Regions from separate parts of the Homo sapiens genome. Here all the other regions are linked to region 3. A link is a loop called in an ENCODE intact Hi-C map of the cell type or tissue named here. Cell type or tissue: ascending aorta. All regions are shown on one strand. Each heading gives the region's core, and the rest is flanking DNA. Links, peaks and the distances in the headings are about the cores only.

The links. Peaks named below come from ENCODE experiments on the same cell type or tissue, not always from the same donor. Only the 100,000 strongest peaks of a DNase experiment are listed, where the experiment ranks them.
Region 1: it touches region 3 in a loop (4-fold over the local background); 17 of 110 quality-filtered maps call a loop at or near these places.
Region 2: it touches region 3 in a loop (3-fold over the local background); 4 of 110 quality-filtered maps call a loop at or near these places.
Region 4: a loop joins it to region 3, with 8 times the contacts of the local background. A loop is called at or near these places in 55 of 110 quality-filtered maps.

What each region holds. Positions count from the first base shown.
Region 1 is chr12:108,613,946-108,622,001 of GRCh38, reverse strand. It overlaps SELPLG (selectin P ligand), which reads left to right. Exons shown (of 2, transcript NM_003006.4): 2 at 1-107. Among named protein-coding and RNA genes, the nearest start is that of SELPLG, 16 kb to the left of the region's middle. RefSeq lists enhancers at 3,621-3,670, 4,251-4,710. In ascending aorta, for the core only: a CTCF peak has its summit at 3,702 (motif pointing right); DNase peaks (open chromatin) are centred at 3,741 and 4,892; H3K27ac peaks cover 460 bases.
Region 2 is chr12:108,728,390-108,736,445 of GRCh38, reverse strand. CORO1C (coronin 1C) reads left to right here and starts at 4,928. Exons shown (of 11, transcript NM_014325.4): 1 at 4,928-5,017. It overlaps LOC105369969 (a long non-coding RNA gene), which reads right to left and starts at 3,037. Exons shown (of 3, transcript XR_945328.4): 1 at 2,994-3,037. RefSeq lists enhancers at 1,344-1,845, 4,254-5,057 and silencers at 4,670-5,179, 5,370-5,649. In ascending aorta, for the core only: a CTCF peak has its summit at 4,733; DNase peaks (open chromatin) are centred at 1,935, 4,335, 4,755 and 5,845; H3K4me3 peaks cover 2,776 bases; H3K27ac peaks cover 4,822 bases.
Region 3 is chr12:108,947,718-108,955,773 of GRCh38, reverse strand. The region is part of intron 6 of SVOP (SV2 related protein); the gene reads left to right. Among named protein-coding and RNA genes, the nearest start is that of SVOP, 69 kb to the left of the region's middle. In ascending aorta, for the core only: a CTCF peak has its summit at 4,446 (motif pointing right); a DNase peak (open chromatin) is centred at 4,473; H3K4me3 peaks cover 538 bases.
Region 4 is chr12:108,661,091-108,669,146 of GRCh38, reverse strand. It overlaps CORO1C (coronin 1C), which reads left to right. Exons shown (of 11, transcript NM_014325.4): 4 at 6,989-7,118. It also overlaps the pseudogene RNU7-169P. Among named protein-coding and RNA genes, the nearest start is that of MIR4496, 29 kb to the right of the region's middle. RefSeq lists an enhancer at 4,375-4,444. In ascending aorta, for the core only: a CTCF peak has its summit at 4,161 (motif pointing left); DNase peaks (open chromatin) are centred at 2,644 and 4,146; H3K4me3 peaks cover 589 bases; H3K27ac peaks cover 4,638 bases.

The DNA.
Region 1 (8,056 bases), core at 1,047-6,046, 330 kb after region 3:
ACTTCCTCCATTACCCAGTTTTGGCCCACAGAGTTTGGTCCCCCCCAAACCTCGGACCAATATCCCTCTAAACATCAATCTATCCTCCTGTTAAAGAAAAAAAAAAATGGGACTGGGAGCAGTGGCTCATGCCTGTAATCCCAGCACTTTGGGAGGCCGAGGCAGGTACATCACCTGAGGTCAGGAGTTCAAGACTAGCCTGGCCAACATAGTGAAACCCTGTCTCTACTAAAAATACAAAGATTAGTCAGGTGTGGTGGCACATGCCTGTAGTCCCAGCTACTGGGGAGGCTGAGGCAGGAGAATTGCTTGAACCCGGGAAGCGGAGGGAGGTTGCAGTGAGCTGAGATCACGCTACTGCACTCCAGCCTGGGTGACAGAGTAAGACTCCGTCTCAAAAAAAAAAAAAAAGATTCAATGACCCTTGTTAAAGCATGGTAAGGAAGACTTTGTTCAAGGGGAGTGGGACTCTCTCAATCACTGCAGGGACTGCAGCTATGGGATTTTGCAGTGGGGGCATTTGGGCTCAACTATGAGTACAGCAGGGGCAAGTGGGAGCTGATAGCCAGGGAACAGGGTTGGATATCTGCAGCTGGAAAATTACCAAGAGGAAACATCAGGGGAAGGGGAATTCTGGCTAAACTGACTGCTGGGGATGGGTTCTCGGTCATTTTCTACACTGACCTAACAGGATTCATACTGGAGGCAGGCCAGGGTGCTCAGACATCACCGGGGGGATGGTGGCAGATGAGGAACGTGATCAGATATAGGAGGTGATCAGATATGGGAGGTGATCAGATATGGAGTGGTGGGGGGAGGGTTGTTGCTAAGCTGACTTAGCAGAGTTCTTGTTAGAACTGGATTTTATTTATTTATTTATTTTGAGATGGAGTTTTGCTCTTGTTGCCCAGGCTGGAGTGCAATGGCGCGATCTGGCTCACTGCAACCTCCGCCTCCTGAGTTCAAGTGATTCTCCTGCCTCAGCCTCCTGAGTAGCTGGGATTACAGGCATGCGCCACCACGCCCAGCTAATTTTGTATTTTTAGTAGAGATGGTGTTTCTCTATGTTGGTCAGGCTGGTCTTGAACTCCCGACCTCAGGTGATTCTCCCGCCTTGGCCTCCCAAAGTGCTGGGATTACAGGTGTGAGCCACCACGCCCGGCCCAGAACTGGATTTTAAAAGGAAGTGCACAGATGGGCCTAGGAGAGGACTCAGGGGCCTGACTGATTAAAGCTTGGCCAAGCACAGAATCTTTCCCACTCTCCAGAAGCTCACCCTGACCTCTCCTTTTCACTCAGGCCCTGTCTCTCATTAACAGCCAGTAGCTTATTGGTGATCCTAGATGCAGCCTGCAACCTTTTGTACAACTCACAGAAGCACTGATTTGCTGTCAAATGGTGGAAAAGTTCAAGCTGCCAAACTTTTTCTTAAAGGACCAAACAGTGAATACTGTAGGCCTTAACTGTTGCAACACCATAGCCTCTGTTGCAACAACTCAACTCTGTCCTTGTAGTACAAAAGCAGCCACTGACAATATGTCCATAAATGAATGCGCATGGTTGTGTTCTAATAAAACTTTATTTACAAACGGGCGGCAGGCTCATTTCAGCTCCGTCAGTTTGCTGACGCCTGATTTTAAGCATAGGGTGACCAGTCGTCCCAGTTTGCCCGGAACTTTCTTGATTTTAGCACTGAAAGTCCCATATTCCGTGAAACTCAGCCCCAGTAAACCAGGTTGGCCCTGCTATTTAAGCAACACTTGCATTATCCCATTCAAAACTCACACTACCTTGTGGGGGTCAGGTCACCGCCCAGTGGATCCACCTTGCCTGCTGCCTAGACAGAGCCGATTTATCAAGACAGGGGAATTGCAAGGGAGACAGAGTAATTCATGCAGAGCAGGCTGTACAGGAGACGGGGATCAGAGTTTTTAACGACAATTTGGCGGGTAAGGACTTGGGAAGTTGGGAGTGCTGATTGGTCAGGTTGGAGATACAGTCATAGGGGGTTGCAGTGAGGTTTTCTTCATGTCTTCTGTTCCCGGCTGCGATGGCAGAACTGGTTGAGCCAGAATACCAGCCTAGGTGGTGTCAACTGATCCATCCAGTGCGGGGTCTGCAAAATATCTCACGTAGTGCTCTGAGGTTTTACAATACTGATGTTATCCACAGGAGCAATTTGGGGAGGCTTAGACTCTTGGAGCCAGAGGCTGCATGACCCCTAAACCATAATTTCGAATCTTGTAGCTAATTTGTTAGTCCTGCAAAGGCAGATCGGTCCCCAGGCAAGAAGGGGGTCTTTTCGGGGGGAAGGGATATTATTAATTTTGTTTCAGAGTCAAAACACGAACTGAATTATTTCCCAAAGTTAGTTCAGCCTAACTTTGGGGAAGGAATGAACAAGGACAGCTTAAAGGCTAGAAGCAAGATGGAGTCTGTTCGGTCTGGTCTCTTCCACTGTCATCATTTCCTCAGTTATAATTTTTGCAAAGGCAGTTTCAGTCAGATTAGAAAACCAGGATTTGGAGAGTTCTTGCTCTTCTGCTCCCAAATACCTTCCAGTCATTTCCATAGAGAGAGAAAGAAGCTGCCGCTTAAACAGACTCTGTTCTACCTTCTAGGAGAGGAATAAAAGTCATCTCAGGGGATAGTCTTTATTTTTCTTCTTGAAAAATACCTCCGGCTGGGTGTGGTGGTTCACGCCTGTAATCCCAGCACTTTGGGAGACCGAGGCAGGAGGACGGCTTGAGCTCAGGAATTTGAGATCAGCCTGGGCAACATGGTGAAACCCCGTCTCTACAAAAAATACAAAAATTAGCCAGGTGCAGTGATGTGCGCCTGTAGTCCCAGCTACTCAGGAGGCTGAAGTGGGAGAATCACTTGAGCCTGGGAGGTAGAAGTTGCAGTGAGCCAAGGTCATGCCATTGCACTCCAGCCTTGGCAACAGCAGTGAAAAGCTGTCTCAAAAAAAAAAAAAAAAAAAAAGAAAAGAAAAGAAAAGGAAAAAGAAAAAAAATACCTTCAATGGCCTCTTTGGAAGTGAAGGACTTCTTTCCTTGCCCCCAATGGTTTATCCCGGAAAAGGGGAGTTCACAGAGAAGGTTGAGTCTGGCAGGGGTTGGCTGTGGCTTGGGAGAGAGGGGTTGGAGGAAAGAGACAAGGGAAAGGTAGGAAAGAGCCGTCAGGGGGAAAGGCCATGGGACAGCATCGGGGAGGAGTGGGGAGAGGGCCCACACATATTGGAAATGCAGTGTCTGTCTCCTCCCCTGAACTTCTGGAAGGATCAAATCTGATACACACAGGCAGGTGTGTTCAAAGTGTCCTGGGGGTGCTGATGGAAGAAGGTGGGAGTGTCTGCCATGGGCTGGGTCAGTTAACACCCGGGGTCGGCAGGCTGATGGGTCAGGAGAGACTGAGTCTACCTCCCCTTTGGGAGGGATCAGAAAAATCAGAGAAGGGGAGCTGAAGGCTCCACAGCAGGGGGCTGTGGACTCAGGCTGAAGGACCTCTGAGTTGTTCCCCAGGGATCTTGTCACCTCGTCTTCCTGGGAGCTTTCCCCTATTTCCTGACAGCTCCTGAGGATGCTGTGTAACCACAGATTTCCATTTGCGTTGGAAGAGGGCCACCTTCCCTTTACAGTTTTCTCTCTCTCCAAGGTGTGGGATTTCATTCAGGGTGGGCGAAGCCGGGTGCTTGAAGCGGCCACCAGGGGGCGCCCGCCGCCAGCTCTTAGAGCAGGTGGAAGCCTGCGTTTCCCTTGGGCCAGACTTGGAGATCATTTAGCCAGGAAGGAGCCCCAAAGCCAGTGGCGTGCTGTTAAGTGTTTAACAACTGGCTTCCAATGGGAAAAAGTCCTGATTTGTAGCATTTGCCAATGTCTTCCATGTAAATACTCCCACAGCCGATTTTGAGCTACCAACCATTATATAGTTGATGATACAATAGGTGTTAGTAACAAGGGCATCGATCATCGGATAATGTAGTACAATTATTAGGAATTGGTGAGTTTTGAGTACTGATGACCTTGGCTTTTAATATAATAGAATTTAATTTATTAAACAACTGACACAAAATTCTGAAAATTTTGTTGATTAGCTCTCACGGGCAGATATAGTCTGGCTCCTGCACACCCCTGTGCCCTCCCCTCCTGCCTGGGCCTCCCATGCCCTTGAGGACCACCAGCCTGAATCACCCCACTCATCCATTCAGCAAACACATCCTGAACACACACACAGCTGCAATATCCCCGTGAATCCCCTCAAACAGCTCTCACAGACGGTTCTAGTATTCTCCCCATTTTACAGAAGATGAAACTGAGGATGAGAGCTAGGTGAAGTCACCTGCCCCAGGTCATGAAGAGGATCTGAGATTGGAACCCAGACCTGAAAGCCAGGATCTTACCACTGTGTCACGCTGTCCTTGAGATCACAGCGGGGTTCTGGGGGAATCCCACGCCCCAAAACCTCAGCCCTGCTGACCTGCCCTGGGGCCTGGAAGTCCCCCATTAGTCACCCTCTGTGGCTCCTGGCTGCTGAGGGAAGGCGCTGTTCCTTGGGAGGGTAACCGAGTACAGCGCAGCCCTCTCATTGCAGAGAACACAACACAGCAGAGCTGGGGCCTAGGACTAAGAGGGATGGCCGGGGGCAAGCAGCTGGCCTTTACTGAGCACTTACTGCATACCTAGTGCCTTGTCAAACAGTTTGTCTGCATTATCTCATTTAGGACTCAACCTCATAATGTGGGTGCAATGATTGTTCCATTTTCTTGCCAGGGAAACCGAGGTTCAGAAAGCTGAACCACTTGCTCCAGCCGGTTGCACGGTTAGGAAACCACACTGTGCTGACTTCAGCTCTGCCAGCAGGGAAGGAAGGAGGGTAGACAGGAAATGGGGGGCGGGGGATGATGGGCTCAGTTTGTTCCAGGTCCCTTGTCTCTTACAGGCTGGGGCTGCCACCCTGGGGGTGGTTCATCCAGCAGCTGATCTGGCAGGGGCTCCCCAAATTCTTTCCCCAGATCCCATCCCTCTTTGCCACTCAACCAAGCCACCGATTACTATGGAATGTGCCAGGCACTGTGAGAGGCCCTGGGATGCCATGTGAGTAGGACAGGCCTGTAATCCCAGAACTGTGGAAGGCCAAGGTGGGCGGATAACTTGAGGCCAGGAGTTCGAGACCCCTTTGGGGCTCATGGTCTAGAGGGGGACAGATTGATCAAATAATCACCCAGGAAAAGATCAGATTATGTCAGATTATGGCTGGGCCCTGAGCCCAGAGGAGAGATGCTGGGAGCAATGGGGCCAGAGCTGGGGGGCATGGGTCAGGAAAATCATGGTTGAAACTTGAAGGACACAGAGTTATTGACTTGGGAGGGAAGGGATAGAGGGAAGAAAGTTCCAGGCAGTGGGAGCATCATGGGCACAGGAGTTTGCACTAGGGGAGCAGACAAGGTGGGGGCAGCTGGAAGGAGCCAGGGTGGCCGCATGGAGGAGGAAGAGGCTGTGTGAGGATGAGGAGAACCTGGACTAGAGCAGGGTGCAAAGAAGTTGTGGAATCGAGAGGTAATTGGGAAGAAAAGGGTAGGAGTTGCTGATGGGTTGGAAGTGAGGAAAAAGGAGGTTGAAATCTCAGGTTTCTGACTTGGGCAGCTATCCTGATGAGGGTGCCACGGGGTGGCTGGGAAAGCCATGGAAGGAGGTTGCAGGGCTGGTGGTAAGAGGAGTGTCCTGAGCTGGGGTTCAGCCAAGTTGGGTCTCAGGGCCTGCTCAACCTCCAGGTGGAGGTTCCAGGAAAGCTGTTGCAAAAGATGCTTGAGGTCATTAGCCATCAGGGAAATGCAAATTAAAGCCACAGTCAGATGCCACTTCACACCCTCCAGCAGGACTAGAATTAGAAAGACTGACAACACCCAGTGCTGGTGAGGATGTGGAGAAGCTAGAACACTCACATGTTGCTGGTGGGAATGCAAAATGATACAGCCACTTTGGAAACCAGTTGGGCAGTTTCTTATAAAGTTAGACGTGTACTCACCATGTACTCCCCATCCAAGCCAGAAATCCCATTCTTAGGTATCTCCCCAAGAGAATGAAAACAGATGTTCATACAAAGACTGCTACAAATGTGTACAGCAGCTTTGTTCATAAGATCCCCAAACTGAAAACAACCCAAATATCCATCAGCTGGTGAATGGATAAATAAACTGTGGTCCATCTGTGCAAGGAAATATTACTCTGAATAAACAGGAGTGAGGCACTGATTCTCATGCCAACATGGATGAATCTCAAAGACACCATGCTGACTGAAAGAAGCTAGACACAAAAGGCTATATATTTTTTTCTTTTTAGAGACAGGGTCCCACTCTGTCACCCAGGCTGGAGTGCAGTGGCGCCATCATAACTCACTGCAGCCTTGACCTACCAAGCTCCAGCGATCCTCCTGCCTCAGCTTCCTGAGTAGCTAAGACTGCAGGTGTGCACCACCATGCCAGGCTAATTACTTATTTTTTTGTAGAGATGGGGGTCTTGCTATGTTGCCCAACCCAGGCTGGTCTCAAACTCCTGGCTCAACTGATCCTCCTGCCTCGGCCTCCCAAAGTGTTGGGGTTACAGGCGTGAGCCACAGTGACATACAATCTGGCTGGGCTGTATGTTGTGTGATTCCAATGATAAGAAGTTCTGGAAAAGATCAGTGGTTACTCTTGGGGGTGGGAAATGATTAGCAGCGGCTTGCAGGAACCCTCTGGTATGATGGAAACATGTTTTATTTTGGTCTGGTTGGTTGTCATACGGGTGTCTGCATTTGCCAAAACTCACTGAACTGCATTTTTACAATTGGTGCTTTTTACTGTGTGTAAAATATACCCCAAGAAGCAAGCAAACCAATAAGCAAGCAGGCAAGCAGGTGAATTCACAAGGCTGTGTGAACCCAGAGGTCGGCCAAGGCATGTGTGAGAGCAGGGGGCCTTGGGCATGCTCCTTGGAGCTCCCACAGCTGCTGTCCCTGCCCCTCCCAGGGACTGGGTGACGGGGAGGCCCAAGGAAGCCACATCTTTTGAGGTCCCCTGTGAATGTCCTTACCTTCTGCGGCTGTTCCCCTGCTCAGAGACTATCAATGGCTCCCCAGTGCCCAAGTCCACAAGAAGTTTCCAGCTTCCTCACTCGCTGCCCACTCACCTATATGTCTGCCTGTCTGGGCAAACCGGCCCTCTCACTCCTCCTCACCCATGCCCCACGGCTCCTGCCCTCTCTGCCTTTTGTTTCCACTTTTAGGGCTCAGCTCCCCCAGGCCCTGGAGATCTTTTTGGATCCAGCCATGTCTCTGGGCTCCTCCTTTGCTCACCCCCATCACCCTACTTGCTGCGGGGCAGTATTTCACCCCGTCTTTGCCCCAGTCCTGGGCACAGAGACCAGCTTGGTTGGCCAACAGTTAACTCCAGGTTATTCCTCCTCCATCTGGGGCCTCAATCTTTCCATGTGTAGAATGGGCGTCTCTGTGTCTGCTTATGCCATCAAGTGGCCACTGCTTATGTGTCCTTCCCACTCAGATAAGAGTCACACAAGGCAGGGATTTTTCATTCCCCAGAAGACTTGGGAAGGAGACAGAAGTCAGTCTGATGCCTGGTTCTGTCTTTGCCATGTGTCTCTCCAAGGCTCACAGTCCTCATCTGTAACATGGGATGCTCATAGGGCCCGGGGCACTGTAAACAATTACCCTTGACAATAGCAGAAGTCGACCTACCCTGTGAGGTTAGGTCTTATTCTCAACCCCATTTTATGGATGAGCAAATGGAGGCCCAGAGAGGTTCAGTGACTTGCCTAAGGCCACACAGCATGAAAAATCACAGATTCGGGAGTAAACTCCTAAGACTTTCTGGGGCCACCAGCCACCAAAGGCTGGCTCCTTGAGAAGGGGCTGGGAAGTCCCCAAATCTCCAAATCTCCAATTCTCCAAGCCAGGTCCTGGCGTGACTTCTCATCAGCCACAGAGCTCCTCTCTGGAGGCCACTCTGTGCTCACAGCATCCCCAACTGGGAGAGGGGGTCACTGGGAGGCAGTCACTG
Region 2 (8,056 bases), core at 1,610-6,609, 220 kb after region 3:
TTTTGTAGAGATGGGGTTTCACTAAGTTGCCCAGAGTGGTCTCAAACTTCTGAGCTCAAGTGAGCCACTTGCCTTGGCCTCCAAAGTGCTAGGATTACAGGCATGAGCCACTGTACCTGGCCCACACATGATCTCTCTCTCTCTCTCTCTCTCTCCCTCCCTCTCTCTTTTTAATGAGACAGAGTCTCGCTCTGTCACTCAGGCTGGAATGCAGTGGCGTGATCTTGGCTCACTGCAACCTCCACCTCCTGGGTTCAGACAATTCTTGTGCCTCAGCCTCCCAAGTAGCTGGCATTACAGGCGCATGCCACCACTCCTGGCCTCTTTGTATTATTTCTTACACTTGTATGTGAATCTGTAATTATCTCAAAATTACAATTTTAATTTTAAAAAAGGCATTTGTCTGTAGCCTGTCAATCATTCAGTATTTTTCCAGTCTCTATTTTGCAGAAAGAAGTACCCAAAGTGGTGAGAATGAAGATTTATCAATGTAGAGTGAATTTTAGTGCTCTTCAAATTTTGTTGTCTTCTATCGCTCAATTAGGGGTCTTGTCTACTGAGATTACTCTAGGGACTTCCAGTCTCATTTATTTAATAATATTATTATTTGTTAATGCTTCCACAGGGTAATTCACTGAGCTTCTAGGTTGCCCTAGCAACCTAAAACAAATGTCCCCATTTGGTACTCAGAAAAAATAGAAAAATGATTTGCTAAGGAGCCTCTGGATGCTGGGCCCACAGTTCTTTCCACTTCATACATAAGCTGGCATCTATATCATGTGTGGTCTGGAATCATTTTTATTTTTCCTGATCATTAAATTCCTCTCCATCTAGCACCTGTCTTAAGCCACTTTAGAAATCACCAGCTTTTGAGAGCAGGAAAAAACTCTTAAATCCAGCATCTCACCTGGACTTGGATCCCTCCCTTTAGGGCCAGCTTGGACAGAGCCAAGGTTTCTTTCAGGCCCACAAAGCAATTGCTGTAGGTTCAAGAACAATGAGATGATGGGGCTTTCTCCCAGCAGAGTTATGCAGTTTTCCTGTTTCTGGAAGTAAGCAGCTCTCAGCTGACCACATTTGGGATAGGCATGGAGTGAAAGTGAGGTGGCATTGCTTCTGGCATTGGGTGCTTCCTGTGCAAGAATCACCTCCTCAAATGCAGGGCTCAAACCAGGAACTGAAAGAGGCAGTCAGAAGATGAAGGCCTTGGGATCTTTCGTAGCATATTCCATGGCTGCTTTTTGGCGGTATCATCTGGCGGGGGGAATTCTTCTAATTTCATCATTATCATTTCATCACTTCTAACTTCATCATTTATCTATGATCTCATGGAACCCCAAGATTTTTTTATTTTTATTTATTTCTATTTTTTTTTTCAGAGTCTCACTCTCGCCCAGGCTGGAGTGCAGTGGCGCTATCTAGGCTTACTGCAACCTCCACCTCCAAACTCGAGTTCAAGCAATTCTTCTGCCTCAGCCTCCCAAGTAGCTGGGATTACAGACGCGTGCCACCATGCCTGGCTAATTTTTGTATTTTTAGTAGAGACGGGGTTTCATCATATTGCCCAGGCTGGTCTCGAACTCCTGACCTCAAACAATCCGCCTGCCTCAGCCTCCCAAGTGCTGGGATTACAGGTGTGAGCCACCACTCCTGGCCGGAACCCTGTGATTTTTAAACATCAACATGTTTTAAAACAACTATTTTGTGCTGGGCACTGTGTTGGGTGCTTTGCCACGTCCTAATTCATTGAATCTAAACTCCTGAATATTCAAAACCACTTCCTGAAGCATTTACATGATTCCCAGTGATATATAGGCAGAAGAATAGGGCTCAGCTCAGAGGGGAAGTGACTTGCTGAACGTCACACAATGAGTAATAGGTGGAGCCTGAATTTAAACCTAAACCGGCCAGAATCCAAAGTCCACGGTTTTTCTGTTCTGTCATGCTGCCACAGAGGCAGTTTAGTGTAATGACTAACTGGCTAAGGGTGCAGGCTCTGCATTTAGATGGATGTGGGTTCTACGTGGTTCAAGCCATGTGACTTGGACAAGGAATTTAACTTCTCTGAGTCTTCAGTTTCCTCACCTTTATAGGTGGGGATTAGGAGTCCCTTCTGGGCTGGGTGTGGTGGCTCATGCTTGTAATTTCAACACCTTTGGGAGGCCAGGAATTTGAGACTAGCCTGGGCAACAAAACAAGACCCCATCTGTACAAAAAGTAAAAATATTAGTGAGCAAAGTGGTGTGCACCTGCAGTTTTAGCTGCTTGGAAGGCTGAGGTGGAAGGATTGCTTGAGCCTGGTAGTTCGAGGCTGCAGTGAGCCAGATGGAGCCACTGCTCTCCAGCCTGGGCAAAAGAGTGAGACCCCGTCTCAAAAAGAAAAAAAAAAAAGAATTATTTCTGTGGCCATAGGATTGTTGAGCAATTTCAGAAGATTCTGCATGTAAAGCACTCAGATAGTGCCTAGCATGTCTAAGTGATGGATAAATGTTAGCAATAATCTGTTTCCAAAGAATAAGCTAGCTTACTCCGTGGTTTCCAGTTGGAACTCGGCCGGACGCGGTGGCTCACGCCTGTAATCCCAGCACTTTGGGAGGCCGAGGCGGGTGGATTACAAGGTCAGGAGATCGAGACCATCCTGGCTAACATGGTGAAACCCCGTCTCTACTAAAAATACAAAAAATAAGCCGGGCGTGGTGGCGGGTGCCTGTAGTCCCAGCTACTCGGGAGGCTGAGGCAGGAGAATGGCGTGAACCTGGGAGGCGGAGCTTGCAGTGAGCTGAGATCGCGCCACTGTACTCCAGCCTGGGCGACAGAGCAAGACTCCGTCTCAAAAAAAAAGGAACTCAAAGCACTTTACCAATCTTCATTTTCCCCAAAGCACTCAGAACTCACTGCTATCAATGCCCCTGTTTAATTTATTAACTAGTGGATTTTAAAAAAACAACTTTTATTGTTCAAAACTATTGAATTGTGGGCACAGTGGCTCATACCTGTAATCCCAACACTTTGGGAGGCCGAGGTGGGAGGATCTCTTGAGCTCAGGAGTTTGAGGCCAGCCTGGGCAACATAGCAGGACTTCATCTCTACAGAAAAATGTTAAGAATTTAGCTGGGCATGGTGGCGCGTGCCTGTAGTCTCAGCTACGTGGGAGGCTGAGGTGGGAGGATTACTTGAGCCCGGGAGGTCCATGCTGCAGTGAGCCGTGGACTGCCCCACTGCACTCCAGCCTGAGCGACAGAGCAAGACTGTGTCTCAAACAAACAAAAACAAGTGAATTGTTTTTGAGCCTCACCATATGGCAGGCACTGCAGTAGGCGTTTCATCACGTTTATCTCATTTAAATAAAGTGAGTGGCAAATCTTACTGCAGGAAGGGTGCTGAATTCCTCCTATTAGGAGTGGCTGCTTGAAGGCAAAATAAAACCCATCCTTTCATTTTGTTGAGTCCCAGCAGTAGCAGCAACAGGTACTGTCGAGCGTTTATCACAAGCCAGGAACTCTTCTAAGTATATTACTATTATCCTGGTGCAAAAGTAATCGCGGTTTTTGCCATTCCTTTTAATGGCAAAAAGTAATGCCACGATCATGGCTGCTAATATGATCTCATGGAACCCTGTGAGGGAGGGGCTGTTATCCCCATTTTACAGATAAAGAAACTGACCCTTAGAGAGGATAAATAATTTGCTGTGATAGCTGTCTTAGTTCAGGTCAAGCTTGATTTAAATAACACACGTTTCTGAGGCTGACGCTTAAAATAAAAAATCCCCCTGTGAATGGCAAAGATGCCTTGCTTTGGGAAGTAAATAGCCCTACCCCACAGTCGGTTCGGTTCCCCAGGCTCTGTTTCCTCAAATCTCGGTATTTCAGAGCTTGGTGTTTCAGAAAGGGACTTTAGCTATTAACAGGACAACTTCTTCATGCTGAAGATTAGGGGACTCAGGCCCAAAGAGGTAAGAGAACTGTCCCAGGTCACACAGTCTGACGGCCGCAGAGCTGAGGCTCAAATTCCCGTGCTCCGACTTTCAGGCCTGGGCCGCCGAGTTATTAAGGGACTCTGGCCAGGGAAAGGAAGGGAGGAACCCTGAAGTTTCCATTCCCTCACCTGCGAAATGGGGTCAATCACGGGCCCTCTTTGGGGTTACGTGGGTGTGGCCCAGCCCAGGGGCGGCCACTCTGCACTAGGAATGTGACAATGGACGGTTCAGGGAGGGCTGGAACGTCGGCAGTCCTCAAGGGAGGTGGTGGTAGGGTGTGACGGAGCCAGGGCGGAGCCTCGGGAGCCAGAGGCGTGGATTCGCGAATTCGGGGCGGGGCTTGGGGTTTAAACGTTGAGATGGGGTAGTGGGCGGGGCTTGAGATGCTAGGAATAGGGTTGCGGTCCTTGGGCGGGGCTTCTGGAAGACGGGGCGGGGCTTTGTGAGGCCGCTGGGCGAGTTCTGAAGCAGTGGGAGGGGAGCCGGGCTTAGGGAAGCAGGAGGCTGGTTTAAGGACTCGGATAGGCAGTGCGCGGGGCTCAGAGGAGCTAATGTTCCTGTATTGAGGGGCTCTGGGGGAATCTTTGAGGAGCCAGGGGACGTGGCCTTGCAGAGCCTAGCGGGTCAGTGGGCGGGGCTCTAAGAACCCCGCTCCGGGGTCTAAGGAGCAGTGGGCGTTGCTCGGAGGCGCCTGTGGGCGTGGCCCTCTACCACTCAGATGACTGGAGAGCGGGGCGTGCGCTTGGGCACCGCCTGCATCCCTCGGTGCGACCAGAGGGGGCGTAGCGAGGCGTGGAACGTGGGGTGGGAAGCGGGCTTCCCCTCCGGAAGTGGGCGTGGCGCACAGCGGCCCGGCAGCCCTGGTTGGGTCCCGCGCGGCGCGGGGGCGGGGCCTACGCGCGGTGGCGGGGGCGGTGGCGGCTGCCCGCGCCCCTCCCCCGCACGGCGCTCAGTGCCAGGCTGGAGGCGGCAGCGGTTGGAGGCTTCGCCCGGCTTTGCAGCGGGGACTTCGGCGGCGGCGCCTCAGGCACCTCGGCCCGGGTGAGCGGCTCGCGCCCGGCGGGGGCAGCCTGAGAGCGAGTCGGGCGGGCGGACCTGTCCTCTGAGCATGTGCCTGCGCCGCCTGACAGGAGCCGGCGGGGCGAGGGGCAGGGCTAGGTGGAGGGGACAGTGCTGGGTGGGCGCGCGGGGCGCGGGTTCACGGGCTGGGTTGCAAGGGGTTAGGGCCGGGGGCTGCTGTCGGGGGCTCGGGGAAAGGGAGTTGGGGACCGAACCAGGTGGCGTGGGGAGCGTGAAGCAGGGTCCCTGTGGGGAGGAGGCTTTCGAGGTCCGGAACGCTCCTGGCCGGGTGCGGAGCCGCGGGCCGAGGTGGGACGAGGCTGCCCAGGGAAGGCTTTTAGGGGTCAGGGATCGCCTGCTTGGGCGAGGTGCTGGGAGGGAAGGGCTGCTTCGGGCGAGGCGTAGAGCCCGGGGGCTCCAGGCCTGGGGACTGGGTTTGGGCCGCCCCAGGGAACGAGTGGGTGGGGGCGGGTAGGGGCCGGGCTCACGTGGGGCCGGGGCGAGCTGGGCCCTGCGTCGGGAGGGGCGAGGGCGGCCGCCTGGCCTGCGGGTTTCCTGGCTTTGGGTGCGAGACCAGCTCTGGGCCCTGCAGATCTCGGTTGGGGGTCAGGCGGGGCGGGGCAGAGCTGGAGCTGGAGTAATGTGGGTGGGGGCGGCTTGGGAAGAGGCTGAGCCCGGCCAAGGGAGCAGAGGGCTGGGACTGGCTGGGGGTTGGGAGGGGAGGAACGAAGCAGGAAGGCTGTCGGATCGGGGGCCCAGGGTGTCCGAGTGAACTGGGTGATTCAGAGGTGTGTTTCCCTAATAGCGGGGCAGCTGGCGAGGGACGCAGTAAAAAGGAGCGAGGTGCAGGTGGGGCCCCGCTGCGCCGAAATGACTGAGGATGAGGTCAGACGTGGAGGGTGGGAATGCAGAAACCGAGCTCTCCCGCCTGTCCCCACCGGCGCACGCTCCCCAGCTCTCCGTCTCTCAAATGATTTGAATGTGTTGGGGGAAGTGGCAGGCTGCGGTGAGAGCTGAGAAGAAAGGGGCTTCCTCTTGGAGGGAGGCGCTGGCCCTGGCATCCTTTTTTGGGAGTGTTCAAAGGATTTTGAACGCTGGAAAAGGAATCGTAGGCTTTACTGCATCACGATTTAGAAACACATCCTATATTTGGCCGTAATGTAGGCTGCCCTTGTTTTGTGGTGTCTAAAGTGCTTGCTCTACATGTTGCAAACGTGGGATTCAGAGTGCGAAGCAAATTGCAAGTTGTTCATTTCCCCCGGCATGGTAAGATACAAAGGCTTTTCCCTCCTATAAGACATTTGAAAAGAATTGAATGTAGTGCGCGTTTAATAAACTGGTCCTGGGTGGCGAATATATTTACTTTTGGAAATAGTTACCACAAAATATTAGGCCCTCTTACCGCAGCCTTTCTGCCTGGGATTACATTCTAAAACAGTACTTGTAGGGCTCTTAGTCACTCTATATAATAATGCATCTCATTGTCCTTATCTGGCAGAACGTTCTCCTGACACCAGGGCCTGCTGGAATAGACAGAAACATGATTAAGTATAAGCAGTTGCTTTGTACCGTCTGTTCAGTTGTGAAGGCAAATAGATACCTGTTTAATATTAATTCACTTTCTGCATTCCCTGTAAAACTGAAGAAATGTGCAAAATCTATTTTGGACTTGGTTCTATACATTTCAGATGATTTAAGGAAACTAGTATTTTTGGTTTGGAGGTATGTTTCACAGTCATAATGTTTGGCTATGAAGCATAATAGTAAACATTGGATCTGAGAAATCGCATAAATAAGTAGGGAAAAAAGTGAAATAAAACTGAGAATTGTGTTGTACCTTAGGTCTTGAAGTGCAGTGTTTCGTGGTGGAGGTTAGTCGTGTGTACTGAGGATTGGACAAAGATTTGGTATAAACGTCAGGAGCACACATTTTTGACAAATATAGAACCTATCTTGTCCATATTTATTTTGATTACTTGTGGAAGGTACATTAAAGCCTGATGAATTTTAATAGATACATACCGATGAAACATAACTGCACACAATATTGACTTTTTCATGATCCTTTGTTACTTTGCCTGCAGATTGTGCTAATCAGCATTTATACTTATTTATATATAGTTTAGGATTAGATTCGGTGTCAGTGAATAGCATTTTTTTAAACACCGTTGGATTTTTTGATAAAAGTTTTATGTTTAACTTATCTGTCACTTCTGGGATCCACTCCAACCATGAGGAAGAGAGTCACTCTAACGACTATGAGATGGAATGTTCAAAAGGATGAATATCAATTCTTAGTTATATAAGTGGGTATGTCGACGAGTCTCTTCTTTATGATGGCAAAATTTTAATTTCTCATATTTTGATTTGTCACAAACTGGTACTTTAGAAACATATTATTAATTGGTCTGTTTTACCTTTGACCTCTTTTCCAGGGGTGGGGCAATAATAAATTTGAGAGCTACTTGCATTTTCAAGGTACAAATCCATGTGATAAAACCTCTTAAGCTTGTTTTCCATTTATGACTTCTCTGTGTTACTGTCTCCTTGAATTATGAAAACTCTTTTCTGACACTTGTATGTCTTTTTAAACTTAAGATACCTTTTCTGTATTAAAACAGAATTCTTCATGAATATTTCAGTATGACCTAGTACCTAGAATGTTAAGTAATAGAATCTCTCTGGGTTTTCTTTGCCCTAGTTCAGATCCTTTAAAGTGAGTGAACAAGATTCTGTACTCCTTTCTGAGTACTTTGTATTTCTAGAGTGCAGAATGGAACTTTTTTTGTTTTATAACAGCTTCATTGAGACATACTGTACAGTTCACCCGTTTAAAGTGTACAGTTCTGTGGTTTTTGGTATATTCACAGAGTTGTGCAGCTGTCACCACAGTCAATTTTAGAACATTTTCATCCCCCCCAAAAAGAAACCCCATACCCCTTAGAAGTCCTCCCGTTTCATGTAAATGGAATCATACACTATGTGGTCTTTTGTGTCTTGCCCTTATTTAGCATATTTTCA
Region 3 (8,056 bases), core at 1,996-6,995:
TTATTAACAAGCATTTGATCTGCTGAAGGCTTTGGCAAGAAGCTCAAGCGTCATTGTGATGTATGATGGATGACGGATGAATGACTCAAGGTATCACTGTAGATAGAACAGGGACAGGGGAGATATGACCACATGGATTTGACACATGAGCAAACTCCCAGCCTCCTCCTGCCACTTGGGAGGCTGGAAGGATGGTGAGTGGCTCTCAGCTCTCCTCAGTCCTTCCCTCCTTGATTCATGATTAATTCCTCCAGGGCTCTGTAGAGTAGGCATTTGACATACACTTCTGGATCTGGGATGAGCTTACAAACCACTGGAGCTTGAAGGAAAGGCTATTAATGGAGCCGCAGCCATAAATCTGGGCTGGCAGGGACTTGTGGACAATGTGCTCCACTTCTGGCCCAGCTCCAGGAATTCCTGCAGACACAACTACTGCCCTATTCATGAATATGATGAGTTCATTGAGGACGATACCGTTTTCCCCTCGTGGCTGGAAGGAATGTACTCACAGAAGAGCAAATCAAATTCCCTTACCAGGGATGCTCAGAGAGATGCCTGTAGAAATAGACTTCAAACAGTCACTGGATTTTCTTCTCATATAAGGAAAGATAAAGGATTTAAATATTCAGAATGTCCACAGAAATTCTTGTTCAAGATGGTAGAATGAGAAGTGACATTTTCTATTTCTTCTTCTTCCACATTTCCTGGAAATGACATAGAAGTAGTAAGAAATAGAATAAATCTTTTCTTTTTGTGAGAGACAGGGTCTCGCTCTGTTACCCAGGCTGGAGTACAGTGGCAAAATCATGGCTCACTGCAGCCTCGAACTCCCAGGCTCAAGTGATCCTTCTGCCTCAGCCTTCCAGGCACACACCACCATGCTCAGCTAATTTTTTCTATTTTTTGGTAGAGATCGGGGTCTAACTGTATTGCCTGGGCTGGTCTTGAATACCTGGCCTCAAGCGATCTGCCTACCTTGGCCTTCCAAAGTGCTGGGATTACAGGCATGCATCATGGCGCCCAGCTAAGAAATAGAATAAATACTTAAGAGTACTGGAGAGCAAGAAAATGGTGCCATCAGTGGATCAGAATTTTGAGAAGCCTCCGGAAGCCTATAAGCAGATGCGATTGCAAGGGTGGAGTAGCTGGAACAGAGAAAATCACACCCCAAAACAGCAAAGGGGCGGGACTACAAAGAGGACGAGAGATTCTTCCCATGGGGTTCTGGGATTATGGCACAGGACACCAGGGGAATAAAATAAAGGACATAGAGGAGCTAGGAGGGCCTTTCCCCCTTATCTCATGCTTATCTTAAGGGTCCCCAGCTTGCCTGCCTGCTCCCTACTTCTTCCCCATTTAGTTATTCATGTATTGAACACTACTGTAGCCCTTCCATGTGTTTATTGAGCTATCATTACATTCCAGACACTGAGCCTTGTGCTTTACGTGTATTACCACTTTAACGCTCATCTTAGGATGTAGATATTATGATCATCTCCATTTTACAGGTACAAAAGCTGGAGCTTTGTAGAAACTAAGTAGCATGCCCAAGGTCACATAGCTAGTAAATGGCAGAGCTGATGTCTAAACATCACTTGACCCTCCAAACCTATTATCTGAACTACTCCACTAAATAGCTTTTTTTTTTTTTTTTTTTTTTGAGACAGATTCTTACTCTGTCACCCAGGCTGGAGTGCAGTGGTGTGATATCTCGGCTCACTGCAACCTCCACCTCCTGGGTTCAAGCGATCCTCCCACCTCAGCTTCCCGAGTAGCTGGGATTATGGGAGCAAGCCACCACACCCGGCTAATTTTTGTATTTTTAATAGAGACGGGGTTTCACCATGTTGACCAGGCTGGTCTCGAACTCCTGACCTCAAGCGATTCGCCTGCCTCAGCCTCCCAAAGTGCTGGGATTACAGGCATCAGCCACCACGCCCAGCCTAAATATCTGTTTTATCTGTGAGGAGGGCAAATAAAAACTAGAAACAAAATTGCAGAAGAAATATTTAGCCACCCAAGAGAGCCACTGGCTTCCCACCACTGTAACTCTATCCACTTACATAAAAATAATGTCTTAAATTATACAATGTTCCTATCTAGTTATAAAAATGGCTCCCTTAAGTTCATTATTTAGAAACATTTAGTTGGAGATATTTTGATGTGATTAAATGCAATTAAAAGTTTCCATTAATTTACAATAGCTTTATCCTATTGCAGCAACTCATAAAACCAGATGAAAAAGATTTTGCTGTATAATTCTTAAAAGCTCAACAACCAGAAGTCCTTGTAATGTACTCTGAATTTTAAGTATAAATGTCAATTAGGGCCGGGCGTGGTGATCACGCCTGTAATCCAAGCACTTTGGGAGGCTGAGGCGGGCAGATCACCCGAGGTCGGGAGTTTGAGACCAGCCTGACCAACATGGAGAAACCCTGCCTCTACTATAAATACAAAATTAGTTGGGCGTGGTGGCACATGCCTGTAATCCCAGCTACTTGGGAGGCTGAGGCAGGAGAATCGCTTGAACCCAGGAGGTGGAGGTTGCAGTGAGCCGAGTTCATGCCATTGCACTCCAGCCTGGCCAACAAGAGTGAAACTCTGTCTCAAAAAAAAAAAAGAAAAAAAAAAAAAAAAGTCAATTAGATCATTAAGGAGCCCATTCCTCTACGCTGATCTGTGCTTTTCTACAACCCTCCTTCTCTCCTCCCTTCCTCATTCTTTTCTTTCTTTCCCCAAAGTAGATATAATAATGGAGCTTACCAAGTGCTGGGCACTTTGCTAAATGTTCTGCTCAGACTAACTTACTTGGTCCATTGAACAACTGTTTTATCCCCGTATGACAGATGTGAAAACTGAGGCTTAGAACTCACAAGGGACTTGCTGGAGGTCAGATAGTTATTATTATTATTTTTGAAACCGGATTTCGCTCTGTTGCCAAGGCTGGAGTACAGCAACACGATCATACCTCCCTGCAGCCTCAAACTTCCAGTCTCAAGGGATCCTCCCACCACAGCCTCTGGAGTAGCTAGGAGTACAGATGTGTGCCACCACGCCCAGCTAATTTTTAAAATTTTTTGTTGAGATGGGCTGCAGGGCACAGGGTGGGCGGTCTCACTGTGTTACCCAGGCTGTTCTTGAACTCAAGTGATCCTCCCATCTTGGCCTCCCAAAGTGTTGGGATTACAGGTGTGAGCCACCGTGCCTGGCCAGATAGTTATTAAGTGTAGTGTAGGGGGCCTGGGCACAGTTGCTTATGCCTGTAATTCCAGCACTTTGGGAGGCTGAGGCAGGTGGATCACTTGAGGCCAGGAGTTTGAGACCAGCCTGTACAACATGGCAAAACCCCATCTCTACTAAAAAATATAAAAATTAGCCAGGCGTGGTGGTGCACACCTGTAATCCTAGCTACTTGGGAGGCTGAGGCAGGAGAATCACTTGAACCTGGGGGTTAGAGGTTGCGGTGAGCCAAGATCGTACCACTACACTCCAGCCTGGGGAACAGAGTGAGACTCTGACTCAAAAAAAAAAAAAAAAAAAAAAGAGAAAAGAAAAAAAAGTGGAATGTAGGGTTTGCTTCTACTTTGTAACAAACCACCTTTGCATTCATGGTTTAAAACAATGATTAATTCAACTCATGATTCTGCAGTGAGGCAGTTTGGTGGCTCCTCTAGACTCCATGGGACTTGCTCATGTGTCTTCAGTCCACTGAATCATGGGGCACCCAGGCACCTGGTCCCATGGCATCTGAACAGGGGTCAAAGGCAGCAAGAAGAAGCCACAAACCTTCTTGAGGCCTATACTTGGAACTAGCATAACATCATTTCTGCTACATTCTGGTGGTCAAAGCAAGTCACAAGGCCACACAGATCCCCAGGAGGGGAAAATGAACTCTTGATGGGATGTGCTGCAGTCATACTGCAAAGGTGCATAGATACCGGGACGGAAAATATTGGAGCAACTTTGGCAAACCAGTTGCAACTGGGTTCAAATCCAGGTGTGTCTGGTGCCAAAGCCCTTACCATGTTGAACAACAATTTCAAAGGGGTTTCAGGCATATATAGTCAGAAGGTCCTGTTAAATCATTTATATCCACGGCGTTTCTGGTACTGACTTGGAGAATGACTCTGGAGTGTAGGCTGGTGGTTCTTAACAGTTTTCTAGACCCTTTAAGGCAGATAAGAGGAATCACATGTAGAATCCCAGATTAATTACACTTTCTCTCTACGGAGGGACATCAAGAAGGAATAGACTTTAATTCAAGCAAGGGAATTAAATACAATTTTATTTTTGTCATTAGAGACAATATACTTTTGTTTTACCAAATTTAGGAAATGCAAATAAGCACCAACAAATAACAAATGATAATCACCTGTTATTGCCCCGTGTCTCTCCACGAAAACATCAATACAGGTTGGCACTGGGCCCATGTGTTTTTTACCTCCAGTAGAGGGCGCCATGCACCGCAGCCAAACACCATTTATGTAAGCGGCTGCGGTGGGAAACCTGGAGTAAGGTAACCCACGCCCTACTTGTGTTTTAGCTGCTCTTAAAGACAGTACCTCAGGTAGCTGCCCAGCTGTTCTACCTTGAAACCTGCCTCAGAATGATCTTCAAATTGGTGTCTACAATGAGCTTATACACAAAGCCTGTCCTCGTTCCTCCAAAGACCAGGCAAAAATGCCAGGCTGAGATCACAGGTTCTTGCTTTCCAAACACGTGATCCAAATGGCAAGCCTCTAATTGCCCAGTGCTGTAAATGTGATTATTTGCAGTGGGAATTTATTTATGCCAGAATCAGCTGATTCTTGGCATTGCTAATTTCATTGCTCATTCTTTTATTTTTCAGTCTGATTATAATAATTGCCATACTTTGGATAAAGATCAAGTAGCTTGCTTTCATAATGAACTGCTGTAAATAATGGCCAAATATGGGGCACAACAATTATAGGAAAAGATGTTTCTTGTGGCACAGGTGGCAAAAGCAAGAAATTGAACACAACCTAAGCATTCATAATTAGGGGGCAGTTAAATAAATGATGATACTACCGAGGTGAGGAAGACTATGCAGCTGCTAAGAATAATGCTCAGCTGGGCATGGTGGCTCATGCCTGCAATCCCAGCACTTCAGAAGGAAGCTGAAGCAGGTGGATCGCTTGACTCAGGCATTCAAGACCAGCCTGGGCAACATGGTGAAACCTTGTCTCTACAAAAAATACAAAAATTAGCCAAGTGTGGTGGTGCACACCTGTAGTCCCAGCTACTCAGGACGCTGAGGTGGGAGGATCATCTACCCCAGGAGGTCAAGGCTGCAGTAAGCCATTATCGTGCCACTGCACTCCAGCCTGGGTGACAGAATGAGACGCTGTCTCAAAAGAAAAAAAGAGTAATTCTTGGCCAGGCATGGTGGCTCATGCCTGTAGTTCCAGCACTTTGGGAGGCAAATGCAGGAGGATTGCTTGAGCCCAGGAGTGTGAGACCAGCCTGGACAAAATAGTGAGACTCCATGTCTACAAAAAAAAAAAAAAGAAAGAAAAAGAAAAATTAGCTGGGCATGTTGGTGCATGCCTGTCATCCCAGCTACTTGGGAGCCTGAGGCAGGAGAATCTTTGAGCCCAGGAGCTCAAGGCTGCAGTGAGCTATGATTGCACCATTACACTCCAGCCTGGGTGACAGAACAAAACCCTGTCTCAAAAATAAATAAAGCTGTAGATCTACCTCTATTAACATGAAAAGATTTCCATATTGTCTTACTGAAGCGGAACCTAACACAGAAATTTAAGAGCAAGAAGTTTCCTCTGGGAGACTCAGCCGCAGGTCCTCCAAATGGTCCCACTTCAAGGATGAGGGAACTGTCCAGTGAGGGCTACTCCCGGGAAGTTTAAATTCTTCGGCACTTCTGGCCTGCCACAAAGGCTGGCCAGCCAAGCTTTACTGACCAGAGAAAGTTCTCTGGAAAGGGTCACAGGTACTGGCAGTTAGAAGGTGGACTGGCATGCGTGGACATGCTAAGAATGGGGATGTTTGGGTGGAACGCTGACAGTGTGCTGTGTATGTTAAGAAAAAAAAAAAGAAGGAAAGAAGTAAGGGAGGGAGGAAAAGGTAGGAGAGAGGGAAGGAAAGAGAAGGGAAAAAGAAAGAAATAGCATGTTAGTTAAATTTATGTATTTATTTTTTTCATAGAAAAGAGGCTGAAAGATTGCAGGCCAGGCACAGTAGCTCATGCCTGTAATCCCAGCACTTTGGGAGGCTGAGGTGGGTGGATCACTTGAGGTCAGGAGTTCGAGACCAGCCTGGCCAACATGGCGAAACCCCATCTCTATTAAAAATACAAAAAAATTAGCTGGGCATTGTGGCATGCACCTGTAATCCCAGCTACTTGGGCTGAGGCAGGAGAATCACTTGAACCTGGGAGGCAGAGGTTGCAGTGAGCCTGAGATCGCACCACTGCACTCCAGCCTGGATGAGAGAGTGAGACTCTGTGTGGGCAAAAAAAAAGCTGAAAGATTGCAAAGCAAACTCTGATTAGTAGTTATGGCTTTGGGGGAGAGGAATGGGAGTTGGGGTCATAGGGAGAGGAAGAATCATCATATACTCTGCATGCTTATGTATTGCTAAATTATTTTACAATGAGATTGCATTCATATAATACTCTATAACTAAACAAAAAAACAGAATGAAAAGACTTCATGATATACGTTATAGGTTTGTTATAAAAACAAATCCTCGATCTCTAAGGACAGAAATAGCTTTGCCCTTAGAATATCCTGCTGCACATTTTTGCATGATTAGTAGTTTGACTTCGATTTGGTAAAGGAAAGGTAAACATGGTATTATTATTGATTTTTAAAAATAATATAAGCATACCATTCGGAAAACAGAATAAAATATAAAAGTCATCCATGATAATTGTTGCAATCTTTAGCAACCACTATAATCTTGGTTTCTATTATCAGGGTTTAGTTATGAAATTCCCCATGGTTTTTGTTGAGTGAGGTACTGAAAGGAATATAAATTGGAACAACTTTTTGGAGAACCACTTTGGTAGTATATATATATCTCAAATCATAAAAACAGGCATACCCTCTGACTCAAATTCTACTTAGGGGGATCTGTCCTAAGGAAACAATGTGAAGACAAAGACTTCAGCCTAAAGATGTTTAAGGAAGTGTTGTTTATAACTGTGAAACTGTCCCAACAGGGAAGTGATTCATGGGCTGCATGATATAGACAAACCTAGTTTAAAATGTTGGCTCTTCTGCTTACTAACTTACTAGCTGTGCAATCCTGGTCAAGTAACAACTTCTCTGTTGTTGATAGATGTAGATATGAAAATGGTGGTAGGACTTTTACTGATGATAGAACTTTGTCTAAATCTCAGTGGTATTGCTGAGGCCCCCTTTTGAAAAGTGAAATGCTCTGTAAGGAAACCCATTGATTGGGTTGCATAGAAGCAGACAGAACTGGGGGCAGAGATTCCTCTATAAGTGATTTATTGAGAGTGCTCTTGGGAGGAAGCTGTAAGAGTGAAAGATGCTAAGAGAAAGATACAGGGAAGAAGTTCACAAGGATGTGGTTTCTTCTGGACTCACCTGAGCACACAGGGAGCTAAGGGAGTGTTCATTGCTCCACAGGATCTGACCCCCACCCCTCCCCCAATGCCAGGGGATGGGCCTTTTATACACGTACATGCCAGTCTGCAGCCTGCCCTGGGGAGATGGGCATAACTCCTAGGTACCTCTGGGGTGATGCAGCTTCAGTTGCTCAAGAGTATCCCTAAGAGAAGGTTGCAGGTATGAGCCATTAGCAGAAGTGCAAGGTGGGCACACAGACCTAGTAAAGGGATCCTAGGAGATCTAAATGTGTCCCCAGCACCATCTGCCTTCACAGGGTTAAAGGAAATTAACTTCCCTTTATCCCCCAACCCCCACCCCTTAAGAGGAGCTAGGAGAGTAACATGAGGCCATTTAGTAGCTCAGATGCCTGCCTTAGGTGGGAGATATGAGAGAAAAGAAGGCCTCCTCTTTCTAGCAAAATTGAAGGCAACATGGGATAG
Region 4 (8,056 bases), core at 1,087-6,086, 290 kb after region 3:
CTTAAGATACATTCCCCCATTTTTTAGACGTGGCTTCTTTACACAGCCTAAAATTAAATTATATTGACACAGTTTACCTTTCATGTACTACTTTGTGAAACAGCATTTTATACTATCACACAGCAGTTGTGTAAATTGTACTCCCAGAAACTACACTTCACTCCTAGCTTTGCAGAGTTTTGGCTCTGTGAGTTCTTTTCTTCAGCAGTATCTTCTCAAAGAGAGTTTTAAGATTGTGGCTACCTAAGTATTTTACTTGGGGGAAATATTAGCTCCAAGAAAATAATAGTGCTTTAAATAATACAAAGAGCAGTCAACTTAAGTTTAGTGAATGATGTTGATTCAACATTGTTCCTTATCTGCAGGGTAGTAATCAAACACAAATGCAAAAAATGGCTAATTTGGACAATGGGATTGCATAATTGTTCCTTCCAGAGTCTGGGAGTTGGAAAGATATTGCAAAATGATAGTCTTAATTGTCTCCAGCTATAGAATAGTCCAAATTTTTAAGTTTAAAGGACGCTTCTCCCTTCTCTCAAATCAGTTTATTCTTCTGTAGAAATCAACAAAAATACCCTATCTAATCCATTTTTGCTTCCATTATAAATTTTCCTAATATAGTTTTTTTTGGCGGGTGGGAAGGCATTTGACAAAGACTGGAAAACCTGCTAGACAATTTTTAAAAGAGCTTTAATGCTTTCTAATATAGTTTTTGCCCTGAAATAAAAATGGAAGTGATGTTTTGGTTCCTCTCAGGCATTCAGCAGGGAGGGCTTCGTCTTAATTCCATTTTGTACAGATTGCATCTGGGCCATTTGCCAGAGGATATTATAACCCTGGCAGATCGGAACCCAACACTCGGTTCTTGGTTTTCCCGAACTCGGTGCCACTCTGCACGTCATGGTTCATTTGGGAATGCCCTGATGCCCTACATGCAGGCCTTTGTGGGCGTCTGTAGGACGCTGTACTGGTCTGCAGCTGCTACCACATCTTTAAGCTTTCTCCTGTCTCATGTATTTTCTTCATTTCCCATTTGGAATTGGTTTCCTTAGGAATGGAAAAATAGGGTCTTTTGGGGGTGTAACCCTTTTTATGGCTGTAACTCTAGTCCTAGCCCAGTAGCAAGTTGATGATGGGTGACTAAAATAGGGAAGCAGTGTCTGGAAAGCAGTATTTGAAAAATAAAACTATTTAACTAATTGTACTTTAAAATTAGCACGTGAGAGAAACCCAAGTGTCTTAGTTTTCCTTTTTTCTTGTTGGGATTGTTCTCTTGAGTTGTCCTTTTTCCATATCCAGGCTTTCACATGTGAAAAGGATGCCCATGGTACAGTAGTTCTGAACATGTGCTTAAAGTTGTTTTTTTCCAGAACCACAATGGGATTTTACTGATGGATTCACTTTTTCATGTAGGAGCCCTTGGAACTGAATGTCATTTTTTTGGTTATATAGATGAGAGGTTTCTATGTTGCACAGGCTGGCCTTGAACGCCGAGCCTCACTTCCTTATGCACCAGGACAACAGGCCTGAGCCACCACAGCTCCTCTGATTTCATTTTTGTCCTTTCAAAACAAAACATTGCCATAGTAATGTGTTGTCCAAACAGAAAATGTTAGGAACACACAGCATTATTTAAATTAAGAAAATAAAATAAAAAAGAGGAAGTAGGGATAACTTGTACTCTCTGCTGCACTGAGATGCCTACTCTGGGTGTTTTGTGTCTGTTTTCCTCTGCACTCACTGCATACAGTTTTGAGAAAGCTGGTTGGTATTACAGTACCAGTCTGTAGCCATAGAACAAAGAAAAGCTAACAAGCCTGCACAGAGATCAGATCTGTCCTTACTGTGGTAATTGGCCTAGGTATAAACCAGAGCTTTCACACATAATGATATCTTGGGTGTAAATTAGTTAGTATTAATTAATTGGGTACAGTGCTGAATTAATTTGAAGACAAGACTCATTCTAAGAAATTCTGATGTTCAGACCTAGAAATATATATGGCGTCATAGTGGTCATATTAACAGCAAAAAAAGTCATCATGAAAATATGGTAGGCTCTTTTTTTTTTTTGCCACGCGCTATTCTAAGCCTTTATGTGCATGATAATATTTAGTTATTGTATCCGCACAGTAAGCCATGAGTGTGGCCTATTTTACAACTTAGGAAACAGGCTCAGAGAGTGGCAGTTTTGTTAAGGGTCACACAGCTGATAAAAGGCTCAGCCAGACCCAGATCTGTCTAGCTCCAAAGAAAGCCCCATGCTCTTCTCCCTAGTTGCAGTATTTCCTATTAGGGTGGTGCTTTGGGGCATGCAAAATGTTTGAGCTCATTTAACCCTTCTAATAACCCCTGAGTAAGCACAGCTGTCCCCAGTATTAAGGAAATTCAGGCTCCCAGAAGTGAAATCCCTTCTTAATGCTAACATGACCAATTAGTGTCCCAGCTCTGACAGGAGCCTGTGTCTTCTGACACCCAGGCCAGCATCCCATATTACACACAAGAGGACCAAACATGTACCAAGTGGTGCTTCTGTTTGTTGTTGTCCCTGAGCTGCAGGAACATCAGTCCAAACCGAGCAGGCCATCACCCAGAGTAGCAGACAACCCTGAAGAGGGCAGAGAGCCACATAATGACAGGCCTGTGAGCATGGCCTTTGGGTGCCAGCCAGAGCATGTGTATGCTGAGTGTGGAAAGACCTACAGACCGCCCCCAACCCCCAAGCTCTTTCCACAGTCCACCGTAGAGAACACCACCCCCTCTTTACCAGTGGACACAAGAATTCTGTTGTCTTCTTATTTCATTTCAGAGACTTTTTCACTCACTTTCTTCTCGCATTGCAGTCCTTGTGCTTATAGTATTAGCTTTTTCACTCTGGTGCTTTTTCCCTAGCAGCTCCTGAGCCAGCTTCTTTATGGCATTGTTTAAATGCTGCATGCACTTTTTAGAAAATTGCTCTACACATCTGCGTGTTTTATTTTGAGACTGGATATTCAATTTCTCCTCATATTCTGCTCTACTTTCACCTAAGTCTTGTTCATCCTTAGAGGTCACCTCCTCAGGGAGCCCTCCTGGGTGGACCAAGCTTGGTTAGCAGGAAGCTAATTTCGTAGTAGTGCGGTCGGCTTATGCCAGCATAGCATTGGTTGCACTGTGCAATAATACCAACTAACACTCAGTGTCTGCCTTATGCCAGGCATTCTTCTAAATGTGTCAGTTTCATGTTACCATGTTAGTCTTCAAACCGCCTCACAGAAGGCAGGTTCAATATTAAGTCCTGGAAAGGTTAGGTGAATGTCCTCAAGGTCACACCACTATGTGACTGAATCAGGAATTCAGTCACATCAGTCTGGCCAGAGCCCATAATCTCAGCCCTGCTGTGTACTGTCTCTGCATTCTGGAGGCACTATGTGTGTGTCTGGCTCTGTGCTGAGGGTTAATTAATTCCTTAATTCTCTTAGCACACCTCGCAGGCATAGGTACTAATGTTTTCTCTATGCAGTGATGTTTGCCAGGATCATCACAGGTAGTGGCCCAGGCAGGATTTGAACCAGACTCTGCCTGACTCTGGTGCTCACTCTCTAACTGTCTGTATCACACCACTTGGATTTGTTGTCTTTGATTTTCAGTCTGATAGAAGTCTCTGCTTTCTGTTAGACCATCAACTTCTCAAGAGCAGGGCCTGTATTTAGTTACCCAGTACTAGATGGGTTACAATACAATTTATTGTAACTCAATAAATGTGTTACAAGAAAGAGTTAACCAAGGTAGTAAAATGGCTTAGGTGCTTGTCTTATGTGAATAAACCCAGCTGAGGGAACCGTTAAACCAGCTGGAGGTGAGGTAAAGAAGGAACACACAGAGTTTCCTTATTTTAAAAATTAATAAATGTTGCTTCATCATTAAAATTTTCTTTTAATCCAGGAAAAGATGATGGGGAGAAGCTAGAGAAAGGAAAAGGTTAAGTCCCCATTATGAGCTCTGCTTCTGCCCTCATATTTTAAGGTTGGAAATGCTGATTATAAACAAAGTCTCCCATCACTCCACGTCTCATTAGTGATTTGGAAAATGCACTAGCTGTGCTCAGAGTGAGACACAGAGGCGTTTTCAGTCCTTGCAAGGAAACCCAGCAGGCCATGGTTGGGGTGCCATCTGGAGATTGAAGGTGGTATTACCACTCTGTCAGTTCTAAGTGGGGTCACAGTGCATCTTGCAAAATGCTTTTCCTGTTGAGTCACTGAAGTCCCATTTCATAATTGTTTTTCTGTCGACTTCATGCTTTGATCAAATTAGTAGTCACTGTTTTCTGTTTGTTCTGTTCAAAATGTCAGTCCTGCTTTATATTCAGATAGTCAAGTTCAATGTGGAGTTGTTTCACTAATCATAAATTCTTGAATAAAAATAGTGCATGTCAGGATGAAAGCTAACATGCAGTAATGGAGGAGAGCAGATGCCCATGTTCTCCGCAGGGGAAAGAGGCCTGGGTCAAGGTCTCTTCCGCAGAGGGAGGGAGAGGGCAGGGTAGGTCTTCCTTTTCCTTCTATGCTTGTTCACACCTGCCTTGCTTAAAATTTGGCTCTGGGGAAATTAGGTGATGTTCTAAGCTTGGGCCCTCAAAATGCAGGTTTATTTTTGTTATGATTTGCATAAGGGGTTATATTTAGCCTGGGCAGAATTTAGCTGTAAAAATGAACAAATCACTCAACTCATGACTTTTTCCCACTCTTCAGAATGGCAAACTTTTTGTTCTCATTTTTTGCAGGACAGTAGAACTGAGCTGAACCCTAAACACTCATCCAGTCTAGATCTCTGCCTTCCACTAAGCAATTGAAAACAGACAATTGTTTGTCTCCTTCTTTAAAGTTCCCACAAAGGAAAATTCTTTTTCTCACGTGTTCTAGTGTTGAACATGATTTTTCATTGACAAGTTCTTAAATTTTTCATGAGCTAGTTCCTCAAAATCATTTTCTGATGGTAAATTTACTTGTTTTAATCTTCATGTAGAAGATAATGATTTTAAACTTTAGCTTTTTCATAAACTTAAATATTATTTAATATCTGGTCTTCGGTAGGGTTCTTGATGCTACTCAGCTTACCTGTAACTCAGCCCTTTTCTTAGAGGTTGTTTGTTTCTTAACCTTTTGAAACCTTTGTTGTTCATTGTTAAACATAAAGTCTTTCATTCCTTCCACTCATACTTTCCCTGTCCCTTTCTCCCCCTGTGCCCAGGCATGTCCCCAATTAAGATGTGGTGAGTCTTCTGCATGTCTTCACTAGTCAAGAGGATTTTCTTAAATAACAAGTTTTATTGAGATATAATTCACATAGAATTCACTCATTTAAAATGTACAATTCACTGAGTTTTAGAATATTCACAACCATCACCACAGACAATTATAGAAAATTTTCATCACCTCATATAGAAACCCAAATCCTTTAGCTATCACCCCTCCACCTGCCTCCCTCCACTCTCCCCAACACTAAGCAACCACTATTCTACTTTCTGTCTTTACGGATTTGCCTATTCTGGACATTTCACATACATGGAATCCTGCAATATGCGGTCTTCTATGTCTGGCTTCTTTCACTTTGCATAATGTTTTTAGAGTTTGCTCATGTTGTAGCATGTATCAGTACTTCATTCTTTTTTATGGCCAAATAATATTCCAGTGTATGAATATGTCGCATTTTGTTCAGCCATTTATCGATAGATGGATATTTGGGTTGTTTCCACCTTTGGGCTATTACAAATAATGCTTCTATGAACATTCTTGTACAAGTTTTTGCATAGACACATAGTTTCCATCCTCTTGGGTATATCCCTAGGAGTGGAATTACCGGATCATATGATAACTCTGTTTAATCATTTAAGGAACTGCCAGGCTGTTTTCCAAGGTCTGCCACCAAATGGTGGCTATACCATTTTACATTTTCACCAGCCATGTGTGCAGGCTCTGATTTTTTCACATGCTTGTGAACACTTGTTATCTGTCTTTTTGATTCTAGCCATCCTAATGGGCATGAAGAGAGAGCTTGTGGTTTTGATTTGCATTTCTGTAATTACTAATAATGCCAAACATCTTTTCATGTGCTTTTTCGCCATTTATATGTCTTCCTTGAAATGTCTATTTAGATGACTGGCCTATTTTTCAATTGGGTTATTTGTCCTTTGGTTGAATTCTAAGAGTTCTTTCTATATTCAGGCTATGGGTCTCTTATCAAATGTATGATTTGTAAGTTATTTTCTCCCATTCTGCAGGTTGTTTTTTCACTTTCTTCATAGTGTCCTTTGAAGCACAAAAGCTTTTAATTTTGATGAGGTCTAATTCATTTTTTTCTTTTGTAATATTTTCTATAATACATGTTATAAAAATATTAAGTGTATTTTTGTTTTCCAAGTGTAAAATTATAGAAAATATGTTTTAAAAACTATGTCATCCCATCAAGAACCACAGACTTAGCTAAGTGTCTTCATTCCCATTCCTTTTCTTGAGTGTTTCAATCATTTTGTAGTTTTCTTTCAATTTTTTGCATGCTTCTAACTGGAGAGTTTTGAACTTAACAAGGAATTTAGAATAAAATCCCAAATAATATTAAATAAAAGCTGAGAGGAAATGTTTTGTAGTCCTTGTTGGTATCCTGATCTCCGATAACATATTACATTTTAAAAACAGCCGATACTTGGGAGTCTGAGGCAGGAGAATTGCTTCAACCTGGGAGATGGAGGTTGCAGTGAGCCGAGATCGCGCCACTGCACTCCAGTTTGGGTAACAGTGTGAGACTCCGTCTCAAAAACGAAAAACAAAAAACAAAAAAACAAACAAAAAAAAAACCGCCTAACACGGTCATTTCACAACATTCTGCCTTTCATCCAGATATCACTCTATGTTCTGTTTACATAGAGCAAATCTTTATAGTGGATGGTCACTGTAAATGTGATAATGAAAGGCAATAGCTTTCATGTGGATCATCTTTCTTCCTTGTCCAACAGGTATGGCAGATCCCAGAAAATGGACTCACCCTTTCCCTGACTGAACCTGTGGTGATTTTGGAAGGCCACTCAAAGAGAGTCGGCATCGTGGCTTGGCATCCAACGGCCCGCAATGTGCTTCTTAGTGCAGGTGGGAGCTGAGCTCAGCGGTCCTCCCCTTGTCTTCCACTCTTGTGGCTCTCTGAGTGGGGGGAAGCAAATGTGTTTTGGTTGTGTGCTATATGGTTTTAAAGCAGATTATTAGGAAACCATGGTGAAGAGTATTGGGGTGCACTGCTCCCCCAGCCCACATACATACTTGTGTGTGTGTGCACGTGTGTGTGTTTCAAGGCCATTTCGACAACCTGAGGAAAGCTATGAATTTCCTGCTATAATTTCAGCAGGTTTCATGGTTCCTGCCAGGGCCCTCCATGAACCATAGTTTTGGTTATTTCTGATATGGTAGAAGGTGTACTTTGTTGGGAGCCAGAAGCCCTGTGTTCCCTCTGTGGTGTTGCTGCCAGCTTTGGGAGACCCCTATTAGGCAAATACACTCCTTCCTTTTAAAGAAAACTTTGATTTTCCCCTGCTATACAATTAGTACATGTATACTGTAGAGAACATATATAAACAAAAGGAAAAAAAAATCACTTTTAATCCCACCACTCAGAGAGAAGATCATTATTACTTTTTTGATGTTTCTTTCCGAAAGATATTTCTGTGCACATACATAAATTATTTTACATACAGAGATGGGTTCATACACTTTACACATGGGCTGCTTTCTGCACTTGGTGGTAGGCTGTGACCCTTTTCACGTGCCATTAAGCTCTCTTCCTATTTTTAATGACTTCATACTAATCCATTTTCTGGATATACCTCATTTTACTTGATAAGTCCCCTATTTCTGGACACTGGTGTTGTACAGAAATCTTTTCCTTTATCTAAAATTGGAGATTTCATTTTCTTTTATGAAAGCAATACAGAGAGCATGAGGGAACTTTGTGGGGTGATGGAAATATTCTGTATCTTGATCATAGTAGTGGCTACATGAGTTTATACATTTGTTGAAACTTAGCAAATATATAC